Regions from separate parts of the Mus musculus genome. Here region 2 is linked to region 1. A link is a loop called in an ENCODE intact Hi-C map of the cell type or tissue named here. Cell type or tissue: gastrocnemius. All regions are shown on one strand. Each heading gives the region's core, and the rest is flanking DNA. Links, peaks and the distances in the headings are about the cores only. Region 1 holds the start of Gm39056 (a long non-coding RNA gene). Region 2 overlaps Arrb1 (arrestin, beta 1).

Region 1 (8,333 bases), core at 223-8,222:
CCAGACCATGGACTAGCAGGACACTGGGAAGTTGATTGACCTGCTTTGCAGAGACAAGGTAGGACAGTCCTTCAAAATTACTGCTTTGCAGATAAGTCTATCAGATCTCCTAAGCCTGAAGGTCAAAGATGGATGCCCCACCGATATAGAGGAATCATGGTTGTCCAGATCGCCAGTAGTTTGCCATTTCTCAGTCTTTTTTTTTAATATTTATTTATTTATTTATTATATGTAAGTACACTGTAGCTGTCTTCAGACACTCCAGAAGAGAGCATCAGATTTCGTTACGGATGGTTGTGAGCCACCATGTGGTTGCTGGGATTTGAACTCAGGACCTTTGGAAGAGCAGTCGGTGCTCTTAACCGCTGAGCCATCTCACCAGCCCCATTTCTCAGTGTTAGACACAGTTTGCTCTGCACTTCCTGCTTACTAAGGTGATTTTTATCATTCTCAGGTCTCTTATGGGGTCGAGGACTAGATAGTTAAAGTCTTACAGTTTTCCTTGTTATTAGATGCAAAAAAGAAAACTCACAAAAGTGTAAGTTTATATAAAGACATAAAAGCTTGAGTTGTGAAGGATCTATTAGAGTTAGAGTTTTAGGGGTTAGGAAGATGTTTTAAAGGTGGTAAATACAAGTTACAAAGGTAGAAGGACATAAAAGTTTAAATTATGAGAAGGTGTTTCAAGGTTGATGAAGGTTGGAAGGTCTAAGAAGGCGTTCTAAGGCTGGCCAATGCCACTGTGAAAGTTAGAGCATGTGAAAGCTTGACTGATGATAGAAAGTGACTCAGGCACAAAAGTTTGTACTCACCTAGTTAGTACAGATAGTAGAGTGCTGTCTCCAAGGTTGCCAAAATACACATGGACTGGACTCTGTGAATGCAACTCTTACCTCATGTGTCTCATAACTATTCTCATTGTGTATGTATAGCTTACTGATGTTAGAGAGAAAGCTATTTCTTGGACTAAAAGAGGAAGATGTTGGGGTACATTGTATGAAGGTGTGTCCCTACATATTAAATTATGAATTCTGTAACAACAGAGAGCTAAATGCTGACAAAACCTTGGTATAGCCTAGAGGCAATCTAGAATTGTATCTGATTGTGATGAGGAAGTGGAGTGTGTGTGTGTGTGTATGAGAAAGAGAGAGAGAGAGAGAGAGAGAGAGAGAGAGAGAGAGATTCACACTAGCAGACACAGAGGTGAGCAAATGGACCAGACCAGACCAGACCAGAGAGGTAGAGCTAGCCAGGTGGTGGGCTGTAGGTTAGTCAGAAAGATATAACCTCCATGACATCATTTATATTGATGGCAGATCTGAGATAGTTCCACTATCCTTATCAAGGTCAAGACCTTCTTGTGTTGTAGGACCCCTGTTCCGAGCAAACAAACAAGCCCAACAGAGCTAGGAATGGTGGCATATATCTGGAACCCTGATGCACAGGAGACTAAGGCAGGAGGCACCTGATCTTGAGGCCTGAGCTACATGCAGTGATGCCACGGTAGATACATTTTCCTAGTTTCCCTACTCCCCCTCCCTTCCCTTTTCCCTCTTGCTCTGTCCCCGCTCACTCCAGCTCCCGCACACTCTGGCCCCATAGGGTTTTTTGTTTGTTTGTTTGTTTGTTTCTCATTAGGGATGGCTGTGAGCCACCATGTGGTTACTGGGATTTGAACTCATGGCCTCCAGAAGAGCAGCCGGTATTCTTAATCACTGACCCATCTCACCAGCCTGTTTCCCTACTTTTTTTCCCCTATATTTTCTAAGAACCTGTTTTTAAATACATCTATATTTGCAAGTGCTTAAGTATACAAGCAATAAATGCCTGTGTTTGTGTAGTGTAACTAATAAGTGAGGTTTTAAAAGTTAAAGAGCATGGAAATGAGAGACCAAAGCCAATATTCTAGCACTCCCATTTCTGTTGAATATAGTCTGGCCCATCACTCAGACTCCCAGAGATCCACCCACCTGTGCCTCCCAAGTACTGTGATAAGAAGGCTTGTACCACTATGCCCAGTTGTTATATTTACCTCAGTATCTTCTGGGGAGACTCTTGGAATCCTCACAAGACCCCTCTCCACAGCAAAAACACCTAATAGATTAGATTAAATTAACTACCCATACACACAAAAAATCCTATAAATACAAAATACACGTTGGATTTCAGTATTAATACTAAAAAATGTTAATAACAATGCAAGATGACTAAAACTTTATATTAATAACAGTTTAGAAATATGGGATTAAACTAAAATATTAAAATTCTTTTCTTTTTCTTACTTTTGTTGAAAGGGACTTTTTAAAGGAGAATAGAAATAAGAAAGACCTGACTGCTCTTAGGTATAGTCGAGGAGAATGTTTACTGTAGATAAAGGGAGAACTAGCAGAGGCAGAGGCAAGGACATCTGGGAGAGTCCAGAGTGAGCAAGACCCTGAGGAGAGGGGAGGAGCCGCTGACTGAGAGGGTCAGCCTCGTCCAAGAGATTGGTCAAGAGACTGGCATAGCTAAAATATCTGAGTTATGGGGTCCAGAGGAGCTGGGGCAGGAGAAGTTCTGTTAGGGGCGGGGTGTGCTAGCCAAGAGGGCCTTGTAACAGGTAGAGATCGAGGGGAGCTGGGAGAACCTGGCAGCCAGCTTTGATATGTTGATGAACACCACAATTAGCCATTTATTCAGGGTTTGAGACCTAATAAAAAGAGTACTAGAAAACTTGAAAATAAACCAACATTTTATTTAGGAAAAAAAAAAAAGGAAAAAGCAGGAAAGCTAAATTACATACGTTGCTCACATTGTGTTCCTATTGGATAGTTCTTGCTCACTTCCCACCTCCGGGCTCCAGGCCTTCCTTCCTCTGCATTCACAGCTGTGGCTCCAAAGAGACAGCCTCAGCCAGGCTTTTAAGCCTGTTTTCTCCTGCTTTCAGGACAGCGCTGAGGCTTCTGCCCTGTGTTCTGCTGCCCCCAAGCGGCTGCTCTTCTACGCAACCCTCCAATGACAGCTACCCTTAGTAGTGGGGTTGTATCTAATTCTTGAAACACTTTTGAGGTCCCAAACCAAGGATCCTAACTCTTTCCAATCCTTTGATTTTGCTGGATTCGGAGTGTGGAGATGAGACGGTCTTTCCCGCCTGCCATCTCAGCACGTCCGAGGTGGAAGTAAGAAACTGAGGCGTTCAAAGACATCCTCTGCTACACCAAGAGTTTGAAGCCAAAACAGAACAAAAATCCAGTCTACAAAAGGAACCTCGGTTATTTCTTGGTCCCTATTGACTGTCCTTTTGCTTATTGCTAGCATGATTAAAATGCATACACTTTTTTTTGGTCTCTCACTACAGATGGTTGTGAGCTACCAGCTAGGATTTGAACTCATGACAGAACAGTCAGTGCTCTTAACCGCTGAGCCATCTCACCAGCCCTGCATGCACCTTTTAATTGTGGCTACTTGTTGGTGGAAAGTTATTGTTTACATCTGAGAAAGATGCAACTCACCCCTTGATGTTAAAAAATGCCTGAATTTATGGAGCTAGAACTTGTGTCCTAGAAGGTAATTTTCTGTTATTGGCAATGTTATGTTATTACTGTGTTATGTTCATAGCATGGCAACAGGCTTGATCTCACCACGAAGTCATAATGGAGGTTGTATATGAGAATTATATAGTGTGCCTCATTCTTTTTGCCAGATCAAGCCTTCATCCTCACAGGTTAGTGCTCTACCACTGAGTTACATCCACGGCTCTTAGCATTATAGAATGTCTACCACACATTTAGCACAGGGCCCAGTACATTGCAAACTCCTGGTAACTGTAGCCACTAATGTGTGAAACTGTTACTTGAGTAGGCATGATTTGAGGGTGTTCTTTGTTGCATGCTAGGACTCTATGTCAGAAGCATCATGTCAGTCAACAAAGGGAGTGGAAATGAACTACATTTCAATCTGACAGTAGACTGGGAAAATGCCCAGCTGCTTGGGATCTTTCTGGAATTTTGCCAGTCCTGGGTGAACTCAGCCAACCAGGGCAATGGGAGCAGATGGGAGAGGTCATGGATCAACTCTACAGGGACCTCTGAGTTTCCAAGAATACATGAAGATATCCCAGGGCTGCGTGGAACTATAGATGAGCTGACATAAAATGGGCAGCTCTTTAAGGAAAATGGATCTGTATATTTTAAGTAGATTATGGTCAGTATCAAATTCCAATAGCATTCCTATTTCTGTGAATACAGGGTATTTAAAAGAGTGTCTAACTGCTCTGTTTTAAGGCATTAGCATTGTGATAAATAATGCTACAAATTATAGTCTTTGCAGATGTATTCAAACTTAATGAGGGAAAGCTGTCTGTAGCTTGGGTACAAAAGTTGAAAGTTCTCTCTGGGCACTATGGCGCACATCTTTAGTCTCAGCACTCATGAGACAGAGGCAGGTGGATTTCTGAGTTTGAGGCCAGCCTGGTCTACATAGAGAGTTCTAGGCCAGTGAGGGCCACCTAGTAAGACCTTGTTGCCAGAAAAGGAAATAATAATAATAATAATAATAATAATAATAATAATAATAACAACAATAATAGTAAATTTTCTAGCCCTCAGCTTTTTTTTTTTTTTTTTTTTTTTTTTTTTTTTTTGGGTTTTCGAGACAGGGTTTCTCTGTATAGCCCTGGCTGTCCTGGAGCTCACTTTGTAGACCAGGCTGGCCTCGAACTCAGAAATACGCCTGCCTCTGCCTCCCGAGTGCTGGGATTAAAGGCGTGCGCCACCACGCCCGGCGCCCTCAGCTTTTTGTAGGGAGAATGTGAACAGAACTTTTTGGAGATAGAACTACGTGCTATCTCCCCAAGAGGGGAATTGGTGGGCTGCAGGTACAACCACCATTCCTCCAAAGTAACAAGCTTTCCATGGCCAGTGAAACAGCTCAGCAAGAAAAGATGCCTACCACTGTAGTTCCAAGGAAGTGTACGTGAACCCCAAAAGACCACACCAGGGTCTTTATTCGAGCTAGCTTGGGCTTCACCACCAACCTGAAGGACGGTTCCAGTGGAGGAAACGTCCTGAACATTTATTGAGACAGGTTTTAGAGAAAACTTCAAGCAAGGGGTGATTATTTCTAGCCTGGCAAGCATCTAATCAGAGTGCTACTGTGGCCTTTAGCATAATTGGCTGGTGCTGGGAGCCCAACCATAAACTTCTGATTTCTTCCTAATCGGTGGCTGTTAGGCAGGGGCAGGCTTGTAACCTGGAGATGCAGATTTGTTGGGGGAAATAACCTGGAGACTGGTGCTAGACGCAGGTTTGTTGGGGGAGATTAAACTGGAAACACAGGTTTTGTTGGGGTTAGCCTAGGAACTGGAGCTACGCTCGGGTTTTGTTGGGGAATAACTTGGAAACTAATGGTAGGTGCCGGCCTTGAGTTCAAACTAGATCAGGTTCTCTAAGCTGGAGTCTGAACCCAAAATGTGGTCTCTCACCACCAAGCCTCACGACCTGAGTTCAATCTCATGAAACCACGTGGTAGAAATGAAGAACCGATTCCCAGGCGGTCTCCCATCCAAGTACTAACCAGGCCCGATCCTGCTTAGCTTCCGAGATCAGACGAGATCGGGCGCGTTCACGTTGGCCTTAGCATGAAGCTGGTATGTGCATGCATGTGTGCACACACAATGATAATAGATAAGTAAATAGTATTTTTAAAAGCTTTCCAAGGCACCTGTGTCACCTTACAATCTCTCCCAAGTGAGTGGGGATTGTTGCAGTGCATTTGCAAAGGAGTGATGAAACTTCATTCAAAGCAAAGTGATGGAACATGTCAGGCACAGGGTCAAGAGTGACAGTTGTTCCATGAATGAGAACACTCATGGGCCCAAGTCATTATCTGACTTATTCATTCTTTTAATGAAGTCTAAAGAAGGTGTGGTGGTGGCAGTCTGCTGTTTCACAAGAACAACTTACCCATCATCCATTGAGTTCCTCGATCAGAGCCAGGACTTTCTTTCTTTTCTTTTTTCTTTTTCTTTTTTTATTTTTAGCCAATCAGATTTATGTATCAATAATATCACAGTTTACAAGATGCCAATACAGTAATTTAAGAGCCAGTTGATAATGATAAAAGCTTTATCCCAATATTTCTAATCTCGTGAAGTCATAACTACTTGTGGCTAGAATTCACCACGCAGGTATACGCCAGCAGCCATCTTCCTTTTCCTTCTTTGAGATGCTCTCTCAAAGCCAGGACTTTCAAGACCTGGAGAATCAAACTCTGTAGTCCTAATGGCATGTCTCTAAGAAGGAGCCCTCCGCCTGTACCAAGCCTGCACCTATCCTTCCTGTGACTTGGTTCCCTTTGGAGTCCCAAGTCTCTGACCTACTTATTTTTTGTTCCATCTTTTTCTTTCCAAGGAATGGCCCCTGCTGTGTATATCATGTCTATGTGGGCCATTTTGCCTGTATGGGACACAGTGTTCCACGTATGGGAGATGGTGGTAACTAATGTCTTATGCTTTTGTAAGAGATGAACCATGTCTTGCTGTTGGGTGACATTACGTGTGAGATCAACCAGCATAGGAGATGTTAGCAACCTGAGACTCCACTTGGCTTGAGCCCCTTCCTACAATGTCCTTAGTGATCTCTGTTGGCAACCTAGGATCTCACACCTATATCAACCTGTACCCTCCCATACATACACAACTCCAAACAGTGGGATTATTTCCCTTAATGATCCTTCAAGTCAGATTCTACTTAATCACATTCTAGTTATGTCTTAGCTATAAAGGGTCCAGTCTGCTTTGAACTGTTTTGGAATCTGTCTAAAGTTTCTATTGCTCTGATGAAGTATCATTTCCAAAGGTAACTTGTGGAGGAAAGAATTCATTTCTATTACACTTTCAGGTAACAGTCCATCACAGAGGGAAGTCAGGGAAGGAACCTAGAGTCAGGAGCTGTTGCAGAGGGCATGGAAGATAGCTGCTCCTTATGACTTACTCAGTCTGCTTTCTAATAGCATTTGAAACCAATAGCTCAGGGTTGGGCCCCACTCATGAAAGGCTGAACCCTCACACATTAATCACTAAGTCCCACAGACTTGCCTACAGCCTGATCTTATAGAGGCATGTTCTCAATTGAGGTTCCCTCTTCTCTGAATACTATAGCTGTGTCCAGCTGACATGAAATTAGCCAGCACAGGATGCATGGTCAATAAGACGATCCATGTCTCCTAAGAGAACATTTAGGAAGAATTCCCTGTTACTATCTTGTGTCTATGCATCAATGGGCATGCACGTGATTAAAATCAGGTGCATTATGGGAAGAGACAAGCACAGTAATCACTGGTGTCTTAGTTAGGGTTTTACTGCTGTGAACAGACACCATGACCAATGCAAGTCTTATGAAGGACAACATTTAATTGGGGCTGGTTTACAGGTTCAGAGGTTCAGTCCATTATCATCAAGGTGGGAACACGGCAGCATCCAGGCAGGCATTGAGCAGGAGGTGCTGAAAGTTCTACTTCTTCATCTGAAGGCTGCTAGCAGAATACTAGCTTCCAGGGAATTAGGAAGAAGAAGAATTGGCTGAGCAGTGGTGGCACACACCTTTAATCCCAGCACTTGGGAGGCAGAGGCAGGCAGATTTCTGAGTTCGAGGACAGCCTGGTCTATAAAGTGGGTTCCAGGACAGCCAGGCCAGGGCTATACAGAGAAACCCTGTCTCGAAAAACCAAAAAAAAAAAAAAAAAAAAAAAAAAAGGAAAGAAAGGAAGGAAGGAAGAAAGAGTAGGATAATCTGTCCCATCTAACAAGGACTCCTCATGTACAAGATGAGACACCAAAAGCTTTTCAGATGTGACCATGCGACTGAAGCACAGCAACCCTACAGGGTTCGTGTTAATTTCCTGGTTTTCAAGGGGACTAGAGGCCTGGTCAGATCACAAGGCTTGCTGGTGGCAGCACTGGGGTGTGAGGCAGATCGAGCTGGCTGCAGATTTCCACCCTGTGCTGTCTCCAGCTGAACAGCCACGACTGCTCCTCCTTCACAGGATGTGCCTTCTCAACTCCTGCATCTCAGTTTTTCAGGTCCATAGCATCACAGGGGAAGTTCTGCTCCTCACAATGGATACCCACAGATAGAGAAAGATATGGAGACTCCTGTCTCTAAAGCTTACACTAACCATCCATTCTCATTTTTCTTTCCCTGGGACTTTTTTTTTTTTAAATAAAATGTGTGTGTGTGTGTATGTCTGTGTGTATGTGTGTGCGTGTATGTATGTGTGTGCGTGTGTGTATGCATGTGTGTGTGTATGTGTGTGTATGCATATGTGTGTGTGCGGTGTGTATGCATGTGTGTGTA
Region 2 (8,333 bases), core at 295-8,294, 91 kb before region 1:
GGTGGGGCCCCGTCGTGGAGAGGGCACCGGGGGGCCTGGGACTCACAGCATCTGGGTCTTAGGGGCGGGCTCTCACTCATAGCATCTGGGTCTTAGGGGCGGGCTCTCACTCACAGCGTGCTGGAAGCCAGATTCGTGTCCTCATGCTTGAGCTTCCCGTCGAGGGCGAGTCCCCGCTTCTCTCGGTTGTTGGCCAGGAAGGGAGTCAGCGTATAGACCTTGCAGAATGTTGAGCTGGGTGCCACATTGTCACTGGGAAGTAGAGAGGCAGCATGAAGATGACTCTTATCACAGCCAGCCCTAACCCAGCCAAGACGCCTGGACTGGCCCTGTTCCACAACGCCCTCTGCCAGCAACCCTTATCTCCCAGATGCAGGCAACCACTTGGGCTGAGCCCAGCTCAAGCAGCAAGCCCACTGCCATGGGAAAGAGGAGAGGCCCACCACACACAAGCAGGACTAATCCTAAACTAGGCATGGTCACCATGCACACTTAAATAGCACACTTTTAAAAAAGATTATTTATTTTATGTATATGAGTACACTGTCCCTATCTTCAGACATACAAGAAAAGGGCATTGGATCCCATTCCATGGTCATGAGTCACCATGTGGTTGCTGGGAACTGAAATCAGGACCTCTGGAAGAGCAGTCGGTGTTCTTAACCACTGAGCCATCTCTCTAGCCCACACATTTATTTTTAGTTTTTATTTAATGATTAAGTTTTTAATTTGTGTGTGTGTGTGTGTGTGTGTGTGTGTGCCTCCATGACTGTCTGTGCACCACTCACATGCAAGTGCCCTCATTGGCCAGAAGAGCGCATCATATCCCCTAGAACTAGACTTACAAGCTGCTGTGAGCAGCCTGGTGTGGGTACTGGAAAATGAACCCTGGTCCTTTGGAGGAAGAACAGCACGTGCTCCTAACTGCTCAGCCATCTCTCCAGCCCACGTTTATGTTCAAAAGTGGGCATACAAACCATGAGTAAATGCCTGGAAGCCCCCACCTAGGTTCTACCATTGAAACTTTACTTGCTGCAATGTGTATCTATCAGTCATGCACAGGAACCTCTGTTGTTCCCTTTGGCTGGTGCTATTTTATCCCCCATCTCCCTTCTCAAAGATGAGGCAGATGCGTGCACCTGACACTGGGACAGTCCTGGAATAAGACCTAAATTTGCCTCTTGAAGGGAGCAGAGCCGGCCACATCTCAACCCCAAGCCCAACCCCACAGGAATGCTTACTGGAAGCCCAGGCAGCTACCCTTTCTCCAGACTGCAGATGCAAATATGTGACAGACTATGGCTATGACTATGTTCCACTTGGGGTTAAATGCTCTCCTGGCTCTGGGTCATTCAACGTACCCCCCAACACTCACCAGAAGTCTATGTCTCATGGCTGTAGGTTTTATTCTTAATCAACAGTGAATTTGAGAATATCCAATAATGCAAGAATATTTGGTTTAGTAATAACAGCTCCATCTCTAGAATATTAGAAACCATGTCAAAGTGGCAGGTGCAGTTGCTCACACCTATAACGTCAGCGCTTGGAAGGCTAAAGTAGAAGGATTGCCCTGATTCCAAGTAAGCTCAGGCTCTGAGTTTCAGGCCAGCCTGGTCTCAAAGTGAGACCTGGACTCAAAGACCGAAACAGAAGCCAGTGAGGCTACTCAGCACATAAAGGCACATGCCACATGAGTCCTACCCCAGGACATCTCTCTGCAGGTTGAGAAGAGATGCCTGGGCCTGGACTCAGAGCTCCCCTTTGTCCTGTCTAGTCCCACCTGTCCAAAGTCGGCTTCAGACACACTTACTCAGCCTCCTCCATGGCCACTGGGCACTTGTACTGAGCTGTGTTGAAGAGACAGATGTCTGCATACTGGCGCACTGGGGAAAGAGGGAGCAGGGGAGGTGGGTACATGAGTCAGGGGGTACCTCTCAAGATAGCCCTCAAGTTCCCTGTAGTAGGTGTGCTTGCTTAGATTGAGACAACGACCAGCATTTATCAGAGGCCACCACCCCAGACTCCACCCACACAGAAAACCCCATCAAAACCCAGTCCCTTCCATGACCAAATCTTTCCTCCCAGAACAGCTTGTCCAGGGCCCAGAAAGCCTATGAAGGGGCATGCAAAGCGGTAAACCCACTGCCCCAAGTGCCTACAGCTTTGAAGCCACTGTAGGCTGACAGCAGACCCAAGCTTCCAAAGCTACTAATGGTATCATCTCAGGCTTTTAACAAAGGCCACACCTGCAGCTATCCCAACCCTCGGTAGGATCCCCAGCTACCCGAGATCTTGATCTTCTTCACAGTCTTGTTGGTGTTGTTGGTGACGTGGACATTAACGCTGATGGGTTCTCCGTGGTAATAGATCTGTGAGGCAGATGACAGGAGAGCATGGACAGGGACACTGAACTCTGCCCCCAGCTCACCAGCCACTTCCCACTGAGATAAAAGTGTCACAAAACTACCAAGCATATGGACCTTCAGTACCACTGTGGGACCTTTCAAAGATATCTGTATTAGAAGATGACATTCCTGAACTCGGGGGACTGCTCTGCCAGTCAAGTACTTGTGTTGCAAACACGAGGACCTGAGTTTGATCTTGTAATCCCAGCACTAGGGAGGCAGAGACAAGAGGATCCCTGAGGCTCGGTGCCCACAGAGTCTAGCCGAGTTAGTAAGCTCCAGGCCAATGAGAGACTGCCTCAAAGGAGGGGGATGGCACTCCTGAGAATAATACCTCCAAGGCTGTCCTCCAGATGTACACACACACCCACCCACCCATGCACACTCACACATACACACATAGGAAAATGAAGCTGACATCTTCGGCTCCAGTCTCATTCTGACCACCAGCTAAGACAGCAATAATAGCAATGATGGTGACAACCATTGCATAACCTTGGACAGGTTAAGTGAGATGCTGTTTCTCCTTTATCCTATGTGCAGGCTTGAACAGAGTAAGGTCTCAAGTTCCTGTGGGCTCTGATGGTCTGGGTTCACAGACACATTAAACTCTAGAAGACTCAGAGAAAGAGAGGAAAGGCTAACCAGCTACTGGAGGACCTGCTCGGAATTCTCAGGGACCACCTTGTCCAGGCTCTTGTCTTTAGCTACCCCAAGAAGGAGGGACATACCCATACCCCAGTCAGCTGGCTCAGAGTCACCTGACTTCAAGAACTTTTCACCTTCTAGCTCACTGATAAGGGTAATAGCAAGGAGACCCTGAGTCCTGTTCCCCATCACCACCCTGCTGATTAGCTGGGGTTCTCCCTCCAGTTTGAAACAGGCAATTATAAGAGTGTAAGGAGGAATGGCCAGGACCCTTCCATTGCTCCTGTTCCATAGGTGCACATGCCCACCTCTGCCAGTCCTTTGGACCCCAACAGGATTCCCCAAACCCTCAAGGACAGTCCAGAGACACTGGGACCTGAGGGATAGTAGAGCTGAGGACAGTGGTGTCTGGGCCTCTTACCTCCTTATCCAGTGATGCCTCAAGGTGTAGGGGCTTGTCTGACATAAGGAACTGTCTGGTAGTCTCAGCCGTGGGCTGAGGGCCAGGTCTCTCAGGGGCATACTGAACCTTCCGGATGACTAGCCGCACAGAGTTCCTAAGGAAGATGCATGGGGAGAAAGACAGAGTCACCAGCCTCCACTCTCTTCTCTGTAATACCTAGACCCCTCTCCTGTTCAAGAGTCTACTGTAGCTCCCCATTGCCCACTGATCACAGAGGTTGAGCAGGAGGGTTTGTCACCATGTGACTCAGCCCCAGCCTCCTCAATTCTGTCCCTGAGCCACCCGACAACAGCACTTCATTTGGGTCTGCGTGTCCCAGTCCCCAGCATGATGGTAAGAAAGGGCCTATTTTTTACTTTGTGTTCCCCGTGTCTCCTAATAGTGTAAGCCGCTGGAGGATGGGAACTTCTTGCCCAGCTGGTTCACTACCACGGTCTCAGCACACGGGCCAGTACCTGCTGCCTGGCAGCCTTATCTGCTATGTGGAAGCATGCAGAACTGACAGGCCCTTGTGGGAGGTGGAGGTGGGGGGGTCATTATGGGATGTTGATTCAGCCAAGAGGTGCAGGAGAGTGAAGAGGTGACTCAGTGAGACTCACAAGTGAGAGGGGTTCAGTGGAGGTCACAAGGCTTAGGGTAGAAGCAAAGACGGACTGAGCTGGTGAGTATGACCTGGGGAAATTACCTCCCTGTGCATCAGTTTTCTCATTTGTGAAACAATGACAACAGCACTTAGCCCTCAGGACCCCGGGGAAGGTTAAACCACATCTGTCCATTACTGTGAACATGACCGGAACTAACTAAGCCTTTGAGAACTGACAGCTATTGTATCATTATGACTAGTGAATCTTGGGAGTAGACTTAAGATGCCCCATTGGGAGAGGGTGAGGGTGGTGACTCTCAGTGTTTCCTGCTGTTCATTATTCTGCTCAAAATCCCTCTCATATCCCATAACGCCATTAGGTCTCCTTTGTCACAGATCTTAAGGGGACAGACACAAGAGAGAAGAGTCTTTCTTGTCTCCCCCATACAAGAACAACCACACAACAGATGAAAATGCTTGTGATACTCCTAGTCGCCACCAGGTGGCAAAGTCATCCCTAAAGAGCTGGTGAGCACCCCTCAGCGGCTGACTTAGGATGCAAGGGCATCATAGCCAGGTGAAGGCCAGGAGGCAGGAGGTCTGAATCCCAGGACCCCCAGGAAGGGCAGCCATGAGAAGTCAGGACCAGAAGCTTTGTCCCCCCTGTCTGCCAAGCACTATGGGAAAATGTTGGCTCTCTGAGCCATGCTGAGCACACTCTGAGCCACACTGAGTCCCCTCTATGTTCACCTTCCTCCACTTCTGTCCCCTGTTCAGATCTGTCCACAAACACAGGCTTCACTCCTGCTGAGGGCCTCCCAACTACCCACTGTTGAAAGTTAACTGAAGTTGGGGGTCTTTCTAATATCAACAGGCTGCAGGGGTAAGGCAGAGAGAGGTAGGGATGTGAGAGAAGCCTGGCTCACCTCCTCCAGGAAGCTCGCCATCACCTGACAGACTTCTAGACCCTTCTCACAGCAAAGCCTCTCCTCACTGCGACTCCTTCGACTCCCCTCATTGTCCTTCCTCCCTTCTCCCACCAGTATCCTGCCTACCTTTTGTGGATCTTCTCCTCCAGGTTCTCAGCACAGAAGGCTTTGACTTCATAATCCACACCACAGGCCTGTGGAGAAGGACATGCTGACCCCATGGCATTGGGGAGGCAAGGTCCCCAACCACCCTCCCACCTTACAAATTAGAATTCTGGGTGAAAACACAAGCTTCTCCCACCTGAGGACTCCTTGTCATGAATCTGAAACCCTGGTACCCAATGTTCACTTTGTCTCCACGCTGCCCCTGGCCCAGCTCCTTCCACTGGAGGGCTCCTGTGAGCCCACCAGCCAACCCCAATCCCATTTGAGACTCCAGCTTCAGTCTGGGTGGTTGTTCTCAAGACAGCCACCAGCAACATGACGACCCTGTGCTGAGTGTCACAGAACCCCCCTAACTCTCTAACAACGTGAAGGCGTATGCTCATTGCCTCTGCTTTGCAGATGAGAGAGTGGAGTCTGGGGGCTGGGACCTGCTCCTTCCACCCCTTTCTAAGCTTCAGCTATGCCCTCTGTAAAATTCAAAGTTACCAGGGCCTGTGTGAGGCCATGTGTAGGTGCTCAGAATTTGCTGGTCTTGTGCAGTCAACACCAGAGCCAGAAAAAGTGACTTGAGGGAGCCTGTGAATGATTGCTTATCCAAGGAACATCAGCCAGGCAGCTTCCACAGGAAAGGGAGTTTGAACTGTCCACCACCCCATGGGGGGGAAAACCAGGATTCTGGGGACATGAGAGTCTGGACCCGAGATGGCCTTCTTGGAGTGACCTACCTTTCCTGTGTCCTCAGGCCCAGGCTGCAGAGTGACTGAGCATGGAAGGTTTGGCGGGATCTGTTCAGGAGACAAATAACATGAGCTAACCTTTCACCTCTGCTTTGTCTCTCCCGACACACCTCTGTCGCTACTATACACCCATCAGACCAGACCCCGTGAGGACAGACCATCTCTCCTCCATCAGACCAAGTCCTCTGAAAACAAGCTATATCTTTTCCATCAGACAAGGAGCCCCTGAAAGAGACTGGTTCTCTCCTGGCCAAGCCATATCACACTATGCCCCACAGAAAATCAGGGCAGGCTATGGAAGATGAGAATTCAAATGCTCTTCACCTAGGTTCTCTACTCAGCCTTGTCCTGCGGTCATGGAGCCTCAGAAACAGGAAGATGTGGACTCCAGAAGCATGGGGTCTTGAAATGGTAAGGAGGCATGACAGTGGATGAGCGGGGCATATAAGCAGCCTGTCTGAAGGGACGTACACAGGGATCCAGGGCCAGGCAGGAGTCTTTCCTTCGCTGCAACCATCCCTGGCCCTTCCTTTTTCTAGTAACTTAAATGCAGGAGGGCCAGAGGAGTAACCTAGAGGTTAAGGTGGCATGTCCACAGTGGGCAGAGGTAAGGCACTTAACAGGTAATGTACAGGACAGCGCCTGGGTCCCAGCTGGGTGAGCTAAAGCAGCTGCCCTCCTGGGTTCCCCATGTACCGGCCCTGAGAGCATCCCAGAATGCTCCTGGAATGCAGGAAGGCGTGCTGACCTCAAAGGTGAAGGGGCAGGCATGCTCGCCCAGCTTCTTGATGAGTCGCTCCTGTAGCCGTGTCAGTGGCTTCTTGTCCTCGGGGGCCGGTGGGAAGGACTGCACATTGGCCACAAACAGGTCTTTCCGAAAAGTCAGACCCAAGACATCCAGGTCTTCCCGGCCATACCGGAAGGCGCAGGTCAGTGTCACGTAGACTGTGAGGAGCAGGGGAACTGAGGAGGGGCCTGGGAGGGTAGCATACAAACCCCCTCTCCCAGAGCTCCAGCTGTAGCCCTGGGGTTTGCATACTAGAGGTACAAGCCCATCCCAGGTTTAAATAGAATGAGTACATTGCCTTCTAATGCAAGGTGACTTCAAGGGCAGCCTTGATATGGTCTCTTAGGAAGGAGCCTCATGATGGCCCTCCCTCGCTCACCCCAGTCCAGGAGTATGGAGGAGCAAGAAGGATGGTTAAGCAGTCAGACAGCCATGGTAATTGGATTACATTGGTGGACTGGGGAGCAGGGCAGAGAAACAGCCTAGAGGGAGGCCCACAGAAGGATGGGTCTAAAAGGCGGGGGAACCTCAGCCCAGCCTAACCCTAAGCTTGTACACAGACCTTTCACCTTTACCATCTATAAAATGAGACCCTCTCTCCTGTTCCGCTGTCATCCTCCCTCCCCCAAGCCTTGCTGTGTTATTGATGGGCCTGGGCTTGGGGCGTAAGCTTTCATATGGTGAGCAAGAAGCAGGAGACCTCTGCATCAGAGGAAACCAAAGTTCTTAGTGCGGTAAATGCACTGGTTCATTTAAGGAAACAGGAGAATGGACAGGGAGGTGCCATGGGATTCGCTGAGAGGCTGCTTAAGCATCAAGGCAGCATGCTGATGTCACTGGAGAGCAGAGGATGTGGAGGCTACAGGCATGCTGGGAGTCGGAGGACCACAGCTTACCTCGCCTTTCTTTGAGATACTCAGGATCCACCAGGACCACACCATCTGGGGGAGACAATGAACAGAGTCCCCCTGCGTGACCTTCTCAACCTGAGCCCCGACCATCCACTCAAACCAAATCCCAAAGGCAATCAGGCTCACTGTCCATTGGGGCATGGCCCTCTGCAGGGTGTGTACCTACTATCAGAGCCGTTGACAGCTCTATAGGAAAACACAGCTACAGTCTCAGCCTATAGAACAGGGTTTCAAAGAGTGGTATATATGAGGTGGTCCCCTGAGTGCATACTGCCTAGGGACATCATGGTGATTTTAGATTGTGTAAGCACACTATGTCCTCCACACAGTGACAAAACCACATGAGGACATTTCTCAGAATTGCCATCATTAAATGACTAATCTCGCCAAGAGGCTACTAACTATGGTAAATGGCCTTGAGTCATGTTAGGCCAGCTTTGTAATAAACAGACTCTGCACCAGGCTTAGGATCAGCGAGATTTTCAAAGCTTCCTGAATTGGGGGGGGGGGTGAGAGGGGTCTATGAATCAGGGGTTCTGGTCAGTCTCTCAGGGCTCATGTCACATCCGATGGGCAGCGTGTGCCAACGTGCACATGGGTAAATTCTGTCACACACAGAAGTATTTGGACAGCCCCTGGCATGTGTGAGCCCGAATGTTACGGTTTGCATCTTAAATGTCCTCCAAAGGCTGATGTATTGAAAGC

The links. A loop is a pair of places that touch in the nucleus more often than their neighbours do. Peaks named below come from ENCODE experiments on the same cell type or tissue, not always from the same donor. Only the 100,000 strongest peaks of a DNase experiment are listed, where the experiment ranks them.
Region 2: it touches region 1 in a loop (13-fold over the local background); 35 of 42 quality-filtered maps call a loop at or near these places.

The regions. Positions count from the first base shown.
Region 1 is chr7:99,495,000-99,503,332 of GRCm38, reverse strand. Gm39056 (a long non-coding RNA gene) reads right to left here and starts at 2,869. Exons shown (of 4, transcript XR_869821.1): 1 at 2,783-2,869; 2 at 2,033-2,094; 3 at 1-40. In gastrocnemius, for the core only: no CTCF peak of the experiment used is centred there; DNase peaks (open chromatin) are centred at 2,952 and 3,997.
Region 2 is chr7:99,586,540-99,594,872 of GRCm38, reverse strand. It overlaps Arrb1 (arrestin, beta 1), which reads right to left. Exons shown (of 16, transcript NM_177231.2): 4 at 7,614-7,658; 5 at 6,679-6,875; 6 at 5,919-5,978; 7 at 5,155-5,222; 8 at 3,475-3,610; 9 at 2,285-2,369; 10 at 1,811-1,883; 11 at 115-252. Among named protein-coding and RNA genes, the nearest start is that of Tpbgl, 36 kb to the left of the region's middle. In gastrocnemius, for the core only: a CTCF peak has its summit at 4,586 (motif pointing right); DNase peaks (open chromatin) are centred at 3,544 and 4,615.